Regions from separate parts of the Homo sapiens genome. Here region 2 is linked to region 1. Evidence: chromatin loops called from intact Hi-C (ENCODE). Cell type or tissue: CD14-positive monocyte. All regions are shown on one strand.

Region 1 (8,000 bases):
GTACCACCAAGGCATTTCCCCTTCTCAGCCCAAGTCTTTAGAACCCCATCTCTTCCTCATGCCTGTAGTTGCCCAGCAGGCTCTCATTCAGTCCTTGTCCACTCTTCTTGGTGGGCCCAGACCCATCTCTTCAGTCTTTTTCCTTCATGGTGGAGCCCATAAGACATGGGGCCAACAAGACCCCACTGGGGCTTGCTGTTTTTATGGTTAACAGTGGGCTCTATCAGTTTTTAAAAATTAGATAAAATGAGGAAGGCCGAGTTCCCTGGTTTGGATGGATACCATCTCTTTTGCTGAGCTGCTACCTAAACGAATGCCTTTATTTGCCATCTGCTAAAAGATTAGGTCCTTGAGAGCTGAAACGACTACCCTAGCTGAAGAATTGTATCTGATGAAGTGAGATGCTGTTCTTTGCTCCATAGTGCCTATTGGAGTCATTCCTTGTTGCCACCACCCAATGATTAAGATTGGGAGAATTTCTCTATCAAAGGCAATTTGTGGAACTCAGTCTGCTTTTGCATGGCTGCACCCTATTCTCAACAGTCCAGCACACACAAGTCAAGGATATAATAAAACTTCACCAAGTGTGATGGTTGTTTTGTGTGTCAACTTGACTGGGTCACAGGGTGCCCAGATAGCTGGTTAAACGTGGTTTCTTGTGTATCTGTGAAGCTGTTTCCAGAAGAGACCAGCATTTGAATTGGTGGACTGAGTAAAGCCGATGGCTCTCCCCCCCGTGTGGATGGGCATCATTCAATCTGTTGAGAGCCAGAATAAAACAAAAAGGCAGAGGAAGGGCAAACGCTTTCTCTTCTGAAACTGGGCCATCCATCTTCTCCCATCCTCAGACATTGAAGCTCTTGGTTCTCGGGTCTCCAGTCTCAGCCAGGTCTTAGCACATTGGCTTCTGAGTTCTTGGGTGGAAGAACTGCCTGACTGCTTGAGTTGGGACATGGATCTTCTGCCCTCTGCGCTTCTAGTCCTCAGGCTTTCAGACTGGACTGGAATCCACACCATTGGCTCTCCAGTTCTTGGGCCTTTGAACTACAGCACTAGGCTTCCTGAATCCCCAGCTTGCAGATGGCAAATTGTAGGACTTCTTGACCCCCATAATCATGTGAGCCAATGGCTTATAATAAATCTCCTTTTTCTAGATATATATCTGGAAATATATTTATTCATATAATTCTTACATTTATAATTTATATTCATATAATTTGTCACATTATTATTATATATTATATATAACAGCACACATTGAAGATATATAGATTTATATCTCCACTATCCTACTGATTCTGTTTCCCTGGAGAACCCTGACTACTGTACCAAGTGTAGTAGCATTCTGGGTAACCCACCATATCCCAGGATGATCACCCACATACATGCTACAACTGCCCCTTTCCTGGCCTTATTTTTTTCTCTCTTTTCTTCCTTTCTTCCTTATCGAATATTTATGACATAGGATTACTTATACTCAGAGATAGGGCCAAGCTTGTCTCCCACAAAGATGAAAGAGTTGTATAAACTCACCTCAAAGATGCTCCAGAAAGGAAATCAAAACAGTTTCAGAACTTGAATAGGAATCAGGAAAGAATCAGTGTTAAAGTATATTTCTCAAAATACAAATCACCTAGGGTGGGAGTGGGGGCTTGTGGAAGTTCACATTCCCAGGTCCTGCTCAGATGGACTGAATCAAAACACTAGAGATGGGTCTTGAGTTCAACATTTTGAGCAAACTTGCATTATTTGTTTGCTTGTGGTTGCACACAAGTTTGAGAACCAATGCCATAGATATTCAGGAACAAGGACATATGCAGGAGCTGCATTTTAGGAAGCTAAGTCCAGCAGTTTATGTAATATGCACTAAGGGGAGGGGGTGCTGGACACCTGGAGAAGATCAAAGAAGGATGGAGGCACTTGCAGTAATCCAAGTGTAAAGGCAGAGCCTCGAGTCAGGTCTTGTAGAAGCAGAGCCAGAGAGAGGGGTGTGGGTGCCCATGACTGGAGGGAGGACTCAGGAGGAAGAGACGGAGGGAAGCAGAACAAGTCAGGGAAGGAGTGAGATGGCCTCATATCCGCTGCAGTCACACCTCAGCCTGGCCCCGCTGGGGGCTCTGGAGCAGGGGCTGCACTGTGGCATTGATCCACCTTGACTCACAGGCACCATGTTTGTAATGTGGCTATTTCCAGCCAGCACACACAACAGCTGGGGGTGTGACCACTCAGTAAAATGAATTGGGCAGGGCACCTGCAGAGTTATAATACATCAACCCTGGAACAATACACACCCCTTCGAATTTACTGACAGGCCAATTTTCAAGCCAAAAATACAGTCCTCAAAAGGGTGTCAGTGGCTGGCCAAGGGAGGTATTAGTGGTGTTAGAAGGAGAAAAGGAATCAATCCCTAGAGAAGATGCTACTTCTTCAGGGTCTGATGATTTCATTTGCAAGGATTTTTATTGGTGTTTTTTCTAAGCAAAGTTTACTGGAAAATACTAAAAGAGACCCATGGCAGGGACTGGAAAGGGAAGAGGAAGAAGTGACTAAGCTGATGTTTTACGCATGACTGACTGGGACGATAACAGTATCAGAACAGAAAGGACCACATTCAAGTCTTCTTTTCTGTTTCTCAGATGTTCACTAGAGCCATATCTGACCAACCAAGTTCCTTCAGGAGGGACTCAATCCTGAGATCGTCAATTCATCTTTCTCTCACAATAGCTTCATTAAAAACCCCACAATTCAATGCTGACAAATCCCCATTACTTCTCATTATAAATCTTAAAACCATAAGAATTAGCGTCTTCCTTACTACATAAACTTCCAGACCTCAAATCTCACCTTTTTTGGGTAAGGGTAAGCTATTTGTTGACATTTGCACAAACTTTTGCCTGGCAGAAAATTTTTAAATAATTTCTAAAGAATCATTCAAATAAAATGCCAGACCCAGGAAGAAAGAACAATTTCACTCACCAACAACAATAATGTCTCCCTCAGCCATCTATCCACACACGTCCAGGCACATCCCTTTTTGGTTTGGAACTGGTCAGGTGTGCACTGTGAAGGCATGACAAGTTGCTTCAGGAAAAGAACGATCAGGTGCACAGGCTGAGGCAGGCAGACAGGCTCTTATCTCTATCCCCAGTAGATCCATCACAGGGCATAAGAACAGCATAGCTCTTTGAGTAACTGGTTTCTGTGTAAGCAATATATGACATTTCACAGACATTAGGCTCCCTCTGGGAATTCTTCTTCTGCATGGCTCCTTTACAAAACGAGATCCTCTTCAAGACTGGTTGGTGCATCTTGGTCAATAAGAAGAACATCAGCTCTATCATCATCTAACCCTTGAGGGTTTTCATTTAAATTATTGATTACTACCCACTATTGTAAAACAGCCTTACTATATCTTGAGTAAAATGCCACTTTTACAACCCTTGGTCTCTACTTTATATTTTTATTATGAGCTTTTCAGATCCTCCTGATATGGATTTAGCTTACAATGGTCAATGAAAAACAATCCAAACAACCAACACGTATGAATAAAGACAAAACAAAAAAATTTAGAACCCAGAAGTCATTTGGCTTTGACTCTGTCCAATGCCAGCTGAGTCCATTTTTCTTGTCCTATTTTCTCTGCTAAATGAGCCCCCAAAACTCGTTCCAGAGAAGTGAATAAAATGCATGACTCAGGATTCCCATCTCATTTATCTCCTGCCTCATGGAACCAGAAGCCCCTTTTGTCCTCCATCAATCCCTGTTTAAATAATATTCCCACCTGCAATAAACTCTTTCTTCAGTCTCCACCAAAGGGCCAGCCCGTTGCATGCACCAACCTTCACTGAGGGGTTCGGGGTCTGAGAAGTGACTGGCTTTGCCCTTCTATGCATGCTTGCTTTATTACTTAAGGTTATGACTTAATGCTACTTAATGAAAACCCTGGCTGGCGGGTCTGCAGAGCAATGCTTCAGAAAGGGCTCTGGATAGATAATCACCATTTGCCAGAGCCCCTCAGCATTCCCAGTGCCTCCTTTCTTTCTTTTTTTTTTTTTTTTTGAGATAGAGTGTCACTGTCGCCCAGGCTGGAGTGCAGTGGCATGATCATGGTTCACTGCAACCTCCACCTCCCAGATTCCAGCAATTTTCCTGCCTCAGCCTCCCAAGTAGATGGAATTACAGGTGTGCACCACCACGTCTGGCTAATTTTTGTATTTTTAGTAGAGATGGGGTTTCACCACGTTGGCCAAGCTGGTCTCAAACTCCTGACCTCAGGTGATCCACCCACCTTGGCCTCCCAAAGTGCTGGAATTATGGGCATGAGCCACTGTGCCTGGCTGGCCTTCTTTCCCTTCCCTGTTTGCTTTCCCACTCCCTACTGGTGCTCCCGAGCATCACCTGCAAAATGATCAAGGAGTTCATTCTTAGGTCAGGGAATCCATTCTGAGGTCAGGAAGTCCATTCTGAGTTCAGAAAGTTCATTCTGAGGTCAGAGAGTTCATTCCTAGGTCAGGGAGTCCATTCTTAGGTCGGGGAATCCATTCTGAGGTCAGGGAGTTCATTCTGAGTTCAGAGAGTTCATTCTGAGTTCAGAGAGTTCATTCTGAGGTCAGAGAGTCCATTCTGAGGTCAGGGAGTCCATTCTGAGGTCAGGGAGTTCATTCTGAGGTCGGGGAGTTCATTCTGAGGTCAAGGGTCCATTCTGATGGCAGAAAGTTCATTCTTAAGTAAAGAAGTTCATTCTGAGGTCAGGCAGTTCATTCCTAGGTCAGGAAGTTCCTGTTTAGGTTGGGGAGTCTATTATTAGGTCAGGGGATTCATGCTTGGGTCAGGAAGTTTATTCTTAGGTTGAAGAGTCTATTCTTAGGTTAGGGAATCCATTATTGCTTCGGGAGTTCATTCTCAGGTTGGAGGTTCATTCTTAGGTGGGGGATTTATTCTTAGGTCAGGGGGTCCATTCTGAGGTCAGAGAGTCTATTCTGAGGTCAGGGAATCCATTCTGAGGTCAGAAAGTTCATTCTTAGGCCCAGGAATTCATTCTGAGGTCAGAGAGTTTATTCTAATGTTGGGGAGTCCATCCTGAGGTGGGGGGGGGTCCTATTCTTAGGTCAGGGGGTCCATTCTGAGATCAGGAAGCTCTAACCTAAAACAGTCTTTAGCTGGAATCCCAGTGTGGCCACTTAGTAGCTGAGTGGTCTTGAGTAAGTCAGGACCTCCAGGTCCACATGATGATCCCACCAGGTAGGCTCATTCCCTGGGCAAATCTCACTACTCAGCACCTGCTCTGTAGCAGAGATCCTGAGAGTGCCCATGTGTGGTGGGTGCTCAGTGTCCTCTTCAGATTCTGCTCCAAGGCCAGGGTACCCCTTCCACACTGGTGGCTGAGCGCCTTCTGCATCCTCACCAAACCCCCCGCTGGTCTAATGAGCAGCCTATGGAAGGGACACGGGGAACCCTTGCTTCAACTCTGCAGGTTTCCAAAGCTCCAAGCTCCCCAGGGGCCAGTGGAGGCCTCTGTTGCAGCAGCATCAAAGCCCCACTGCTCTCTTACCCTTCCCAGGTGGGACTCCCAAGATCCCCTCCCCAACGAACCCCTACATGCAAATCTCCATCTCAGGGTCTGTTTCTAGGGGACTCAACCTGAGACGTACTTCATAATGTTGCTGCAATCATCTAGGACAGAATAATCATAAATAGCAAAGCTCTGAAAAATGTTAAAACGTAAGTAGTAGCAGTAGTAGCAGCAGCAGCAGCAGCAGCAGCAGCAGCAGTAGTAGTAGCAGCAGTAGTAGTAGTAGTATTTTGTTATTGTCAACATTCTCATCATGAGGGTCTTATGGCCTGGACTCTGGCCTGTGGGTCTCAACCCTCCCATGGCCTCCTGCAACCATCTCTCCCCTACCCCTCCATAGCACATAGCCTTATAGATTAAAATGTTCCTAATGGCCCCCAAACTGGTTGTGGCTCCCCCAGTGCTTGGGGGATTTCAGAGGGGCTGGGTAACAGTTTGGCTTCTGCAGCCATTTCTGAATTTCACTTTTGGTTTGTTCATGCTGTGCTGATGCTTCAAGAGTTGACCACAAAGTAGCCACCAGTCACCAAAGTGGCACAGGCTGGCCTGAGGGTCATGAGCCGACCCACTGGGCCATGAGTAACAGAGGCAAGCTGGCTACTTGGCTTCCCCTCACATTTCAAACCCGTTAAGCCAGGCAGGGGTGTGGGCACGCTGAAAGAACGTTCTTGTTCTCAATCTCTTTTAACTGGTGATGCCAAGAAGAAACTTAAAAAAAAAAAAAAAACTGACCAGGCGCAGTGGCTCAAGCCTGTAATCCCAGCACTTTGGGAGGCTGAGGCGGGTGGATCACTTGAGGTCAGGAGTTCGAGACCAGCCTGGCCAACATGGTGAAACCCCGTCTCTACTAAAAATACAAAAATTACCTGGGCATGGTGGCAGGCGCCTGTACTCCCAGCTACTCAGGAGGCTGAGGCAGGAGAATCACTTGAACCCGGGAGGTGGAGGTTGCAGTGAGCCGAGATCATGCCACTGCACTCCAGCCTGGGCGACAAGAAAAAGACTCTGTCATAAATAAACAAATATATAAATAAATTAATAAAATAAAATAAAATAAAATAAAACTGAGTTGGGCCAATGTGCAGCTTGAGGCAGTATTTCTCTGAGCCCTTTGTTCTCTAAGGATAAATCTTCCGAAGAGCGGCCCTCACATGGGTGGTCCAGATGAGGCAGAAGAATAGGGTCTGGAGGCAGGGAACCTAAGGCCATTTCAAGCTGACTTCCTAGTACTAAATTCAAAGTAAAGCCCTAACTTTCCACACCTTAGTAACAAAAAGATCAGAAATCACTCCCTTTGCAAACCCTCACCTTTTCTGTGCAGCAGATGCGAAACTGAAAATACCTCTGATTGGTTGCTTTGTGCAACCAATCAGATGTTGCATAGGAGCGTAACTTTGTAACTTCACTTCAGCCTCTGATTGGTTGCAGAAAGCAGGCCGCCACTTCATTTACACCGGGTGAACACCAAGTGGCCAATGGGAAACCTCTAAGGGGCATTTGGACTCTGTAGATTCTATATCCTGGACCTTGAGCTGCTGCTCCACCCATTCCCACACTGTGGAGTGTACTTTCATTTTCAATAAATATCTGTTTTTGCTCTTTCATTGCTTCATTCTTTCCTTGCTTTGCTGTGCATTTTATCTAATTCTTTGTTCAAAACACCAAGAACCTGGACAACTTGCAGTCAAGACCAAGACCGTCTACTGATAACACAGGTCAGATACTTCACAGCCTGCTACTGAGGGATGCTGTGGAGCTTCCAGGGCCCAGGATCCTTGTTGGATCCACAACTTTCCAAGTGGCCCTCAGCACTCTGTGACCCCCACGTGGCAGCCTCCTCCCAGGAGAGACTTCTAGCCTGTATTAGCTTCATGCCAGCCTCCCTGTGTGGCTGTTCATACAATATGATGGCTGTGTTCCTTACCCAAAGCCTCTGTTCCCCATGGGCAGGAATGCCCTTGGAAGAGGAGCACCAGCGGGGGACAGGCCAGACACAGGGCAGCAACCTCATTAAATCTCATCCTTAGGGTCTTTGCTTTCTCTCATTTGGCACTTCTACCCAAATCTAGTCCCACTGCTAGATCCTGAGAAGACACCCATTTTTACATGCCACAGAGCACTTTCCAGCACATTATTCTTCCTCTGAGCCCCCTGGGGTAGCTTGGGTTTGGCATGCTGACCCAGCACCCCATCCTTTATCTGGGATCTGAGTTGTCTCCACTAGTCACAGAGGTAGTTGCAAGAATGGGCCTCACCAATTAAATTACTTCATGCACTGTCACAGCTTAGTGCTTGCTGCCAACTCTGGCTGCATAATAAATATGCATTTGAAAAGGGCACAGCAGAGCCTGCTGAAGGCTCATCCATTGCACATCTGACAACTGATGTTTGCTGTCACTGGGGCCTCACTCAGCTCCTCCCCAAATAG
Region 2 (8,000 bases), 300 kb before region 1:
AATCCCGAGAGCGTGCCAACAGACAACACGAGGCGATGTGGAGCAACATGCTGTTTTAATGAGCGCCTGGGTGCAGGCGGGCTGAGGCCTAAAATGGCGTCAGCCCCAAGTGAGGACAGGACAAAGGTTTTATAGTCTCCTTTAAACAGGAAGTGTCCTAGTCTGACGTAATTGCTACGTTGTACCCGGATGGCCTGTTTCTCAATCTTCAGGGGTACGTGTCTTCTGGCCGGCTCTCTTCCTGCTTCTGCTATCTTGCTGGCACAGGCTGCTGATGCAAGTGGTCTTGCACCTTGGGACTGGGCCTGAGAAGGGAGGAGTTACTCATCCCTTTAAGCTATCAGGCCCCAGGGAGAATCTTACAAAAATCAAGAAATTTCACATTGAACAGTACCAGTATGAAATGCACAGGCCACATTTGAATGCTGCCAATTGTCCCAACTAGGGTCTTCCTAGACCCTCTCCCTCTCCTCGGCACCTGTCACTTGACCCGCATGTTTTTGAAGAGTAGAGATCATTTATTTAGTAGAACATTCCTCAGCTTGGGTTTCCTGATGTATCCTAAGGAACAGATTCAGGCATGCATCTGGGGCAGTGATGCTGCAAACAGGACTGGTGCTCTTGTCAGGGCATCACATCCGCTATTACGTGATGCAGGTTCATCCCAGTGTTGCTGATTTCAGCTTTCATCACTTGGTTTAAGGTGTTGCTCACCAGGTCTCTCCACCAGAACTGTTACTATTTTTCCCTTTGATATACCTATTTTTAAAAGTGAAATTCCCAGTCATTTTATCTTACATTGACCGAGAATGTTACTATGACTTTAGAAAACAGCTCTGTCCCATAAAAGACAAAGAACTTCACTTGAATCCTCCAAAGATGGTGACAGGTGGATGTCAAAGAAATGTAGGCATGGAGATTGTGGGGTTTGCTCTGGTACCGTTGGTGCCAGTAGGAAGGGAAAGAGGGGATGTCGAGTTTCCATCCCAGGGGGCAGCAGTGAGAGAAGGAACATGCCTGGGGCAGTGGAGACCCTCTTCAGACAGACACCAATGGCCAACCAAAGTCAGGAGCACTGGTTCTCAAACCGAAGCACTAGCAGAATCCTCTGGAAGGCTTGCTAGATGCAGATTCCTGTGCCCCAAGAGTATATAATTCAGAGCATGGAGGGTAGAGCCCAGAATGTGCATTTCTAGGCAGACTCAAGAGAATGCTGAGGCTCCTGGTCTAAAGATCCCAATTTGACAACCAGAGGCCTAAAAGAACAACACTTGGGCCATTCTTGGGCTTCTCTGAAAGATGAGTGTCAAATCAGTCACTCAGCAAATATTTATTTTTAGCATGAATTTTGTTACTAAAACAGAAGAGTTGAAACCTGCTGGTGTAATTGCATCTAACGCTATGAAAAGACATCTCCAAGAGCTACTCCAGATTCGGTCTTTGAAGATGATTGCCAACCCCTTGCCATCCTGTAGCCAAGCTTCCAGGGGGGTTGCAGAGAGTGCGTACGTATAAACCTTAAGCACACCTTCTTTTACTCTGAACATGGCTCCATCCACACTTTTCCAGCCATATTGAACTGTGTGAACAGTGTTAACAGCCAAAGATTCTCCAGTCCAGGCACCCACCCAGAATCCAACTCTTATTGCCAAGTGAGACTACTGAGGGCCAGAACAGGCAGGAGAGGGGAGGTCAAGAGAAGCAAAGGCAAGGGGCCCTCTGCTCCAGCCTCACAGAAAAAAAAATGAGTCCTTAGATTGTCCCCCATCCACCCATGCACATGGTTCCATCCTGCCCACCTTCTCTGATCTAGAGGAGAAGGCTGAGTAATTATCCGAATTCTCTCCCATCGTGAAGTCTGTCCCAGGCCCCAAGCTGAAGGAGGTTTGTCTTCCCTGCTCCCTGAGTCACTGACCCAGGCTCAGGTCTGGCTGTCATCGCATTGGGAGAGCTCTTTGCTTACCTGCCTGTCTCTCCTCCCACAGCAGAGTGAGTTCTCAAGAGTAAAGGGCAGGATTTCGTTTTCACCTATCCCTCAAAATGCTTTATCCAATGTCTGGAGCTTACAAAAACCTAGATGGATGAATGAATTAATAAATAAATGAACAGGTAGCCAAGGACTCCAGCCCTAGAAAGCCAGTGGGATTACAAGGCAGAAATCCCCTGTCTCAGGAGCCTAGGTGCCAGCCCAGGAGCAGCACGGCAGGAGAGAGAGAAAAGCCACATGTCAGGGGTGTGGGCTGGGGACTCAAGTTAAAGGACAAAGCAAGAAGTCAGTCCTAACCTGTGTTAGGAAGAAGGCAGGCCCAGTGCTCAGTGTGTGCTCAGCTTGAAGACAATCAGTCCCAGAGCTGAGGAAGGGGTTCACTAGTGGGCAGGGGTTATGGGATGTATAACTCTTCAGTTATGGGAACTGCAGGGCAGGGAGCCAGATGGCTCAACCTAACCTCAAGAGCAAAGGAAATAGGTCCCATTTCCCACACCCCAAACTTCCCCATTAAATACTAAACTATACAGACTGGCTCTAACCAAGTTCTCACAGTTGCCCACTTCCCATACTCTGCTTTATCTTGACAAAACTTGGGTCAGACTTTTCTTTTCTATGGCTCTTTTGTATAAAAGAATAATTAAAATGCAAATAAATCCATGAAGTATCATGCAGGATGAAAACTCATTCAACATGCAGCATCAGTTCACAAGATCAGAATCTCTTTTTTCTGAGAGGTCAAGATTGAAAAACTGGAGAAATTTCTTAGAGGAAGATGAGAAGAGAGAGAGGCCATGTAGACAGTCCTGGATGGCCAGTTCCGACTCCTGCCTTCCCATTCAAAACAGCACTTGGAGAAGCTTCAGGTCCTTGGAGGCACTGTTGAGACTGGCTTCGTTTTCTAGAAAGTCACAAATTTCTAGAAAATGGGAGAAAGTTACAAGCCTTTCTCCCATTGATCTTTCCTCACTGGGCTGCCCATTCTCCAGCTGCTGGTTTTGCAATTGCTGTTCCATTTTTCTGAGTAGAATTTACATTAACAGCACATTTCAGTGACAGTACTAATGATTCTGGCACTTCCTAAAGGGCATAAACTCTGTGAGCCATTAGCAATAAAAGGAGCTGTCAAGCATCACTCTGGATACACTCAGCCGGTGGCATAATCCACTTCGCTGAATATTCAGAATATATAGACATATATAATTAAATGACTTTATTAGGGTGACTGTTTTCTGCTGAAGTTATTTGAGTCATGCTTGATGACTTTTTTCAATATAAGTGATTTATAAGATTTATAGAGAGACTACTGCTACTAACAATGATGAAACCAGTTATGCAATCCATCCTTGTTAAATGAACTTTTACCAAGGCTGTCTCCCTGTCCTTACCCTACAGGACTCTACCCACTCCTGCCCATCCACAGAGGGTGGGCAAAGTGTGTTAAATGGCACTGACCCCTGATGACACTAATTGAACCAGGCCTGGATACTGGACCCAAGCTGGATCCATCAGATTCCCTTCCCTCGTCATCTGAACTTGGACCACTGAATATAATTTATTCAGAAAGTGGTGGATGACCAAGAGGTAACACTTGAGGTTGGGGTCAGCTCAGAGCCAAATGCAAATATAGCAAGCAGCTTTGCTGAGAAAAAAAATAGGGTACACTGAAAAAGCATGGTAGAGGTGAGTGAGACTGAGTGGTTTCCCAGTGTTGGGAGACAATTCTCCATGGCCTTTCCATTTCTGCACATCTTGTGAGCTAAGACTCTGACAGCATCTCCTCTGAACTGTCCTTTCAAAGATGTTTGTCCAGCAAGAGCCTTAGGAAACAGAGATACTGTCTCCTTCTACAGAGGGAAGATTAGTATTCAGATCAGGATGATAAAGACAATATCTTTCTCTGGGACAAGGTTTGGGAAAGTTTGCTATCAGCCCCTTGTAAGATTAAGTCTTCTTAAATGCAAGGTTCCTCAATTCTGTGCAGTGTCCACGTGGACCCACCCACATACCATGAGCTGTGGGAATGGGAAGAGGGGTAAGGGGAACTGGTGCCCACACTGACTGCTGGGCCCTAAGTAATGAAGCCCTAGGTGTCTAACCGAGGAGTGCCCTGTCTTCTGCTAGCATCTGTGAAATTGTGGGAGGTTACCTGGTTCGTTCTCAAGTAGAGTAAATCTTCAGCCCTTCATAGTCCTTGACAAAGCGTTGAGAAATTGACTAGTGAGTGACTCAAACTATGCAGTAAATAATAGTAGAGAGCATGGTGTACTAACAAAACAAAAACCCATTTCTAAACTGAGAAGTTTGTAATCCATCCAGAACCATTGTTATAATGAGCTCTTTTCGCTTCCAAATAGATTTGCAAGAACTTGTATTGAGTCTATTTTTAAAAATATGCATTATACTCTGAACACTGAAAAGGCAGAGTTTTCTAAGTATTGATTCCTGTGTCATTCAATTGTGAGAGCATTTGAGTTTCAAAAATGTTTTCAAATGCTCCTGTAATTTTCCTTGTGGGGTGGTGGGAGGAGTGAAAGTTTACTTTCACTGTTGGTAAAATGTCTAGGAACAGAAGGTCTGAATTAATAGCCTAGTTCCTGCAATAGCAATGATTATAAGGGTAAGTTTGAGAACATAAAAGGTTCAGGATCCTAGGCTAAGCATGATACGTATGTTAAATGAGTAAACTGTTTTGAACAGAGTTGAGCACATAGTAAGTGCAGCATAAATATTTCTTATTCTTATCATTACCTTATCTCATTCAATGAAATACAAACTCTTGTGTTCATCTCTCAGAGATGAGAAAATCAAGGCTTAAAGAGGTCAGTAATTTGCCCAAGGACAGTGGTTAGAGTATTTTTGGCTGCAAGCAATAGAAAATGCAATGAAACACTAATGTTAATTGTTTTACGTAGAAAGAAATTCAGATTGGCTGCCTTATCAGCTCTCACTATGATCAAGTAGCCTGGTTCCTTTCTGCTGTTTTCCTTGTCATCTTCAGTGGATCAGCTATCACACTGGACAAGCTTCTCACCTCATAGTCACAGGGTGGCTGCAAGAGCCCAACCTTTCCTAGAAGTTGCCTCTGCAGATTTCCCCGCATGTCTCATCAGTCATGGTTGGGCCACGTGTCCACCCCTGAAGTGATCCCAGGTTCCAGAGAGGAAACCAATGTTGAGCACACAAATACATTTCAAGTGCTGTCCTACACAAAATCAGGGATCTGCCCACGAGGAAGAAGAGGCGGTGGAGCTTGGAAGGTATGCAACCATGGCTGAGACTGTAAGAGCCACGGTGGAACTCCAGGTTCTGAACCTCAAAAGTTCCACTTTCCATTGTGATGAAAGCATCTCAGGACTGCACTGCCCAGCTTGGCAGCCACAGCCTCACATGACCACTGAGCACTTGAAATGTAGTTAATATGCTAAGAAAGCCCATTTAAATTTTTATTTTCAACTTACTTAAATTCAAAGAGCCACAGGGGTCTAGTGGCTCCTGTATTGACAGCACAGGGCCACCTTGTTAGTGGCATCATTTATAACCCTGGGCAGCATTGCTATAGGAATAGCCATATCCTGTAGGTCTATAATGCTGTAGAAATGGAATGTGTGGTGCGAATGAAATTTAAAATTTAAGTAGCCACGGTGAAAAAAAAAGAGAAACAAGTAAAATTCATTTCATAATATGCTTTATCTCTATTTCCAAAATATTATCATCTCAACATGTAAGAAATATAAGAAGTATTCATGAGATATTTTACATTCCTTTGTTCATCATAAGTGTTTGAGATCCCATGTGTGTCTGACACAGCACCTGACTTTGAACTCACCACATTTCGAGTGCCCCATAGCCCATGTGGCCATGGTTTAGAGATTTCAGAAAGCATTCATGGAAAATTCTCTTTCCTGATCCTCATTCACTATCCTGGGAAGTGGCCAGATAAGGAAGCAAGGCCCAGAAGGGCCCAGCCAGTGGCTCTCAGACTCCAGAGTCATCGAGTCCCTCACTCGAGGGCAGGTTAACTCACAGATGGCTGGCCCCCACCCTCTGCATTTGCCATCCAGCAGGTCTGGGTGGGTACCAGGATGCGGATTCGTAACAGGAGAGGCTGATGCTGCCAGTCTGGGTCCACATTTTGAGAAGCATTCCTCCAAGGGTCCCACCCACGCTCATACCCCAGTAAGTAGATGGCTCAGAATTGAAATCCTTGCTTTCCATCTTACATCTCATTCTCTTTATATGCACAACCATGAAGCCAGGTTGCTAAGACAGTCTGAAAACAACTACCAAAGAACAGAGGTGCTGCTCATGGTTACCCCAGTGTGCTGCAGCCCCTGTCCTCCAGACAGTGACAGCAGAGTGGACCTAATTTTGATACTTTGTAAACATTGGACCAATGTGACCTATCCTAGTCCCGTGCCTTTCTCTGGCTGACTTTTCTTTTATCTCATCTGATTGTGGGATCAATTTATTTAAAGGAAACCATTTAATGAAATCTTAAGGAAGCCCTCACCTTTATATTTGGTTTAACAGTTGAGTTTTTGGGGTACAGCTGAGGTCTCTATCATTGCAATGTCTAGGGTGTCCCTGAAGTTCAGGTGGGAATCTGAAGACACTTTCCTGATCCACGCAGGCGACTTCAGACAATGTCCTACACTTAGCCACGGGTAAATCATGCTTTTAATATGCTCAATGGCAGAACTGGTCAAAGCCACTCTGAGCTGCTGAGAGCACTTCAGATTATTTTCCACACCAGCAGGCGATAGAAGTGGCATTCAGGGACTGCTGTCATTGCTGCTGAGATCCAAGACTCCTCTTGGTGCACTGTGATTTGCAGGGAAAGCTGTGTCTCTCTGACTTGCAGGCCAGAGGTTCTGAAGATTGCTTGAGGTTGCAAGTACCTCCAAGCTTGAGCAGCAGTTTTGAAGTGTGGAGATGGGAGGTGAGTTATTCACATCTCTAACAAAGGAGCTGCTGCTTCTGGCTTCAGGAGGGGCTGAGAGGCCCCTGATTCACTATCTCATCACTGGGCTGGAAGCTCCACAGGGATCAGTTAGGCCTGTGGGCCATGCTTTCAGCACTTGGAGGAGAAGATCCCTTAGACTCAGCCTTTGGCTCCATGCCACTCTTGACAATGTACAGGGAAGCCACTTGGACCTGATGCTGGAGTTTAATCAACAGACAAGGAAGAGGCCCCAGTGTGTACTGGGCAAAAGAACGGGACGGGTGTGCTGAAAAGCGTCTCATAAACAGACTTTGTTTTCCTGTGTTTTAACTCAGCGTGAAAGTTTCTCTAGGTCTCCTCTCCTGGGGGAGAAAGGTAGCGGCTGGTTTCCTGTTCCATTGCTTCTTTAGTATCCTGAGAGAGAACAGCCATGGGCACCCAGCTGCCCCAGCCTCTTCCTGTCCCAGGGCCCCGAGGCTGCCCTTCAGCGGTCTCCAGCTTCCTGCTCCTGTAAGCAGGGGCCTCTCTTTTTGGCTTTCCTGACATTTCTCCTGACCTCTTCTGCTAGCCCTCCTGAACGCACAGTAATATCTGTACATTGCAGTTGGTCCCCAGGCTGCTGCCTCTCTGTCTCTCCATCTAATGTTGCATCTGTGCACTTTAGAAGTACCCGGGAGCCTTCAAAATATTTGGATGCCTGGACACCACTCCAGATAATTCAGTCAGAGTCTCTGAAGACAGGGCCCAGGCATCCCTGTGTGAGGCCTTCAGGTAATTCCAGCATACAGCCTGTATTGGAAAGCTCTGTATTGAGGATGAGGCCCTCATGCTGCAGAGGGGGCCTAGAGCACAGGGAAGTAAGTTCCTGGAAGCACTAGCTGTTTATCACATAGGGCTAATAACCAATGGGGACAGTCGTGCATGCTTCTCTTCTTACATGCTAGCTTACTATGCTTGGAGGCATACACATGTGTATGGGGAGAGGAGGGCAGAATCGGGGAGCATTAGGAGAAAAACCTAAAGTAGGCACAGGAAAGATTCCAGGGGCTCACACATGAGGCAGGACAA

The links. Hi-C counts contacts between places; a loop is a spot of excess contacts. Peaks named below come from ENCODE experiments on the same cell type or tissue, not always from the same donor. Only the 100,000 strongest peaks of a DNase experiment are listed, where the experiment ranks them.
Region 2: it touches region 1 in a loop (3-fold over the local background); 18 of 110 quality-filtered maps call a loop at or near these places.

What each region holds. Positions count from the first base shown.
Region 1 is chr20:23,329,591-23,337,590 of GRCh38, forward strand. The region is part of intron 1 of NXT1-AS1 (NXT1 antisense RNA 1); the gene reads right to left. It overlaps LOC105372571 (a long non-coding RNA gene), which reads right to left and starts at 6,277. Exons shown (of 3, transcript XR_937379.3): 1 at 2,977-6,277. In CD14-positive monocyte, no CTCF peak of the experiment used is centred here; a DNase peak (open chromatin) is centred at 4,751.
Region 2 is chr20:23,025,523-23,033,522 of GRCh38, forward strand. LOC101929707 (a long non-coding RNA gene) reads right to left here and starts at 5,280. Exons shown (of 4, transcript XR_937352.2): 1 at 5,022-5,280. In CD14-positive monocyte, no CTCF peak of the experiment used is centred here; DNase peaks (open chromatin) are centred at 219, 2,449 and 3,999; H3K4me3 peaks cover 2,189 bases; H3K27ac peaks cover 2,307 bases.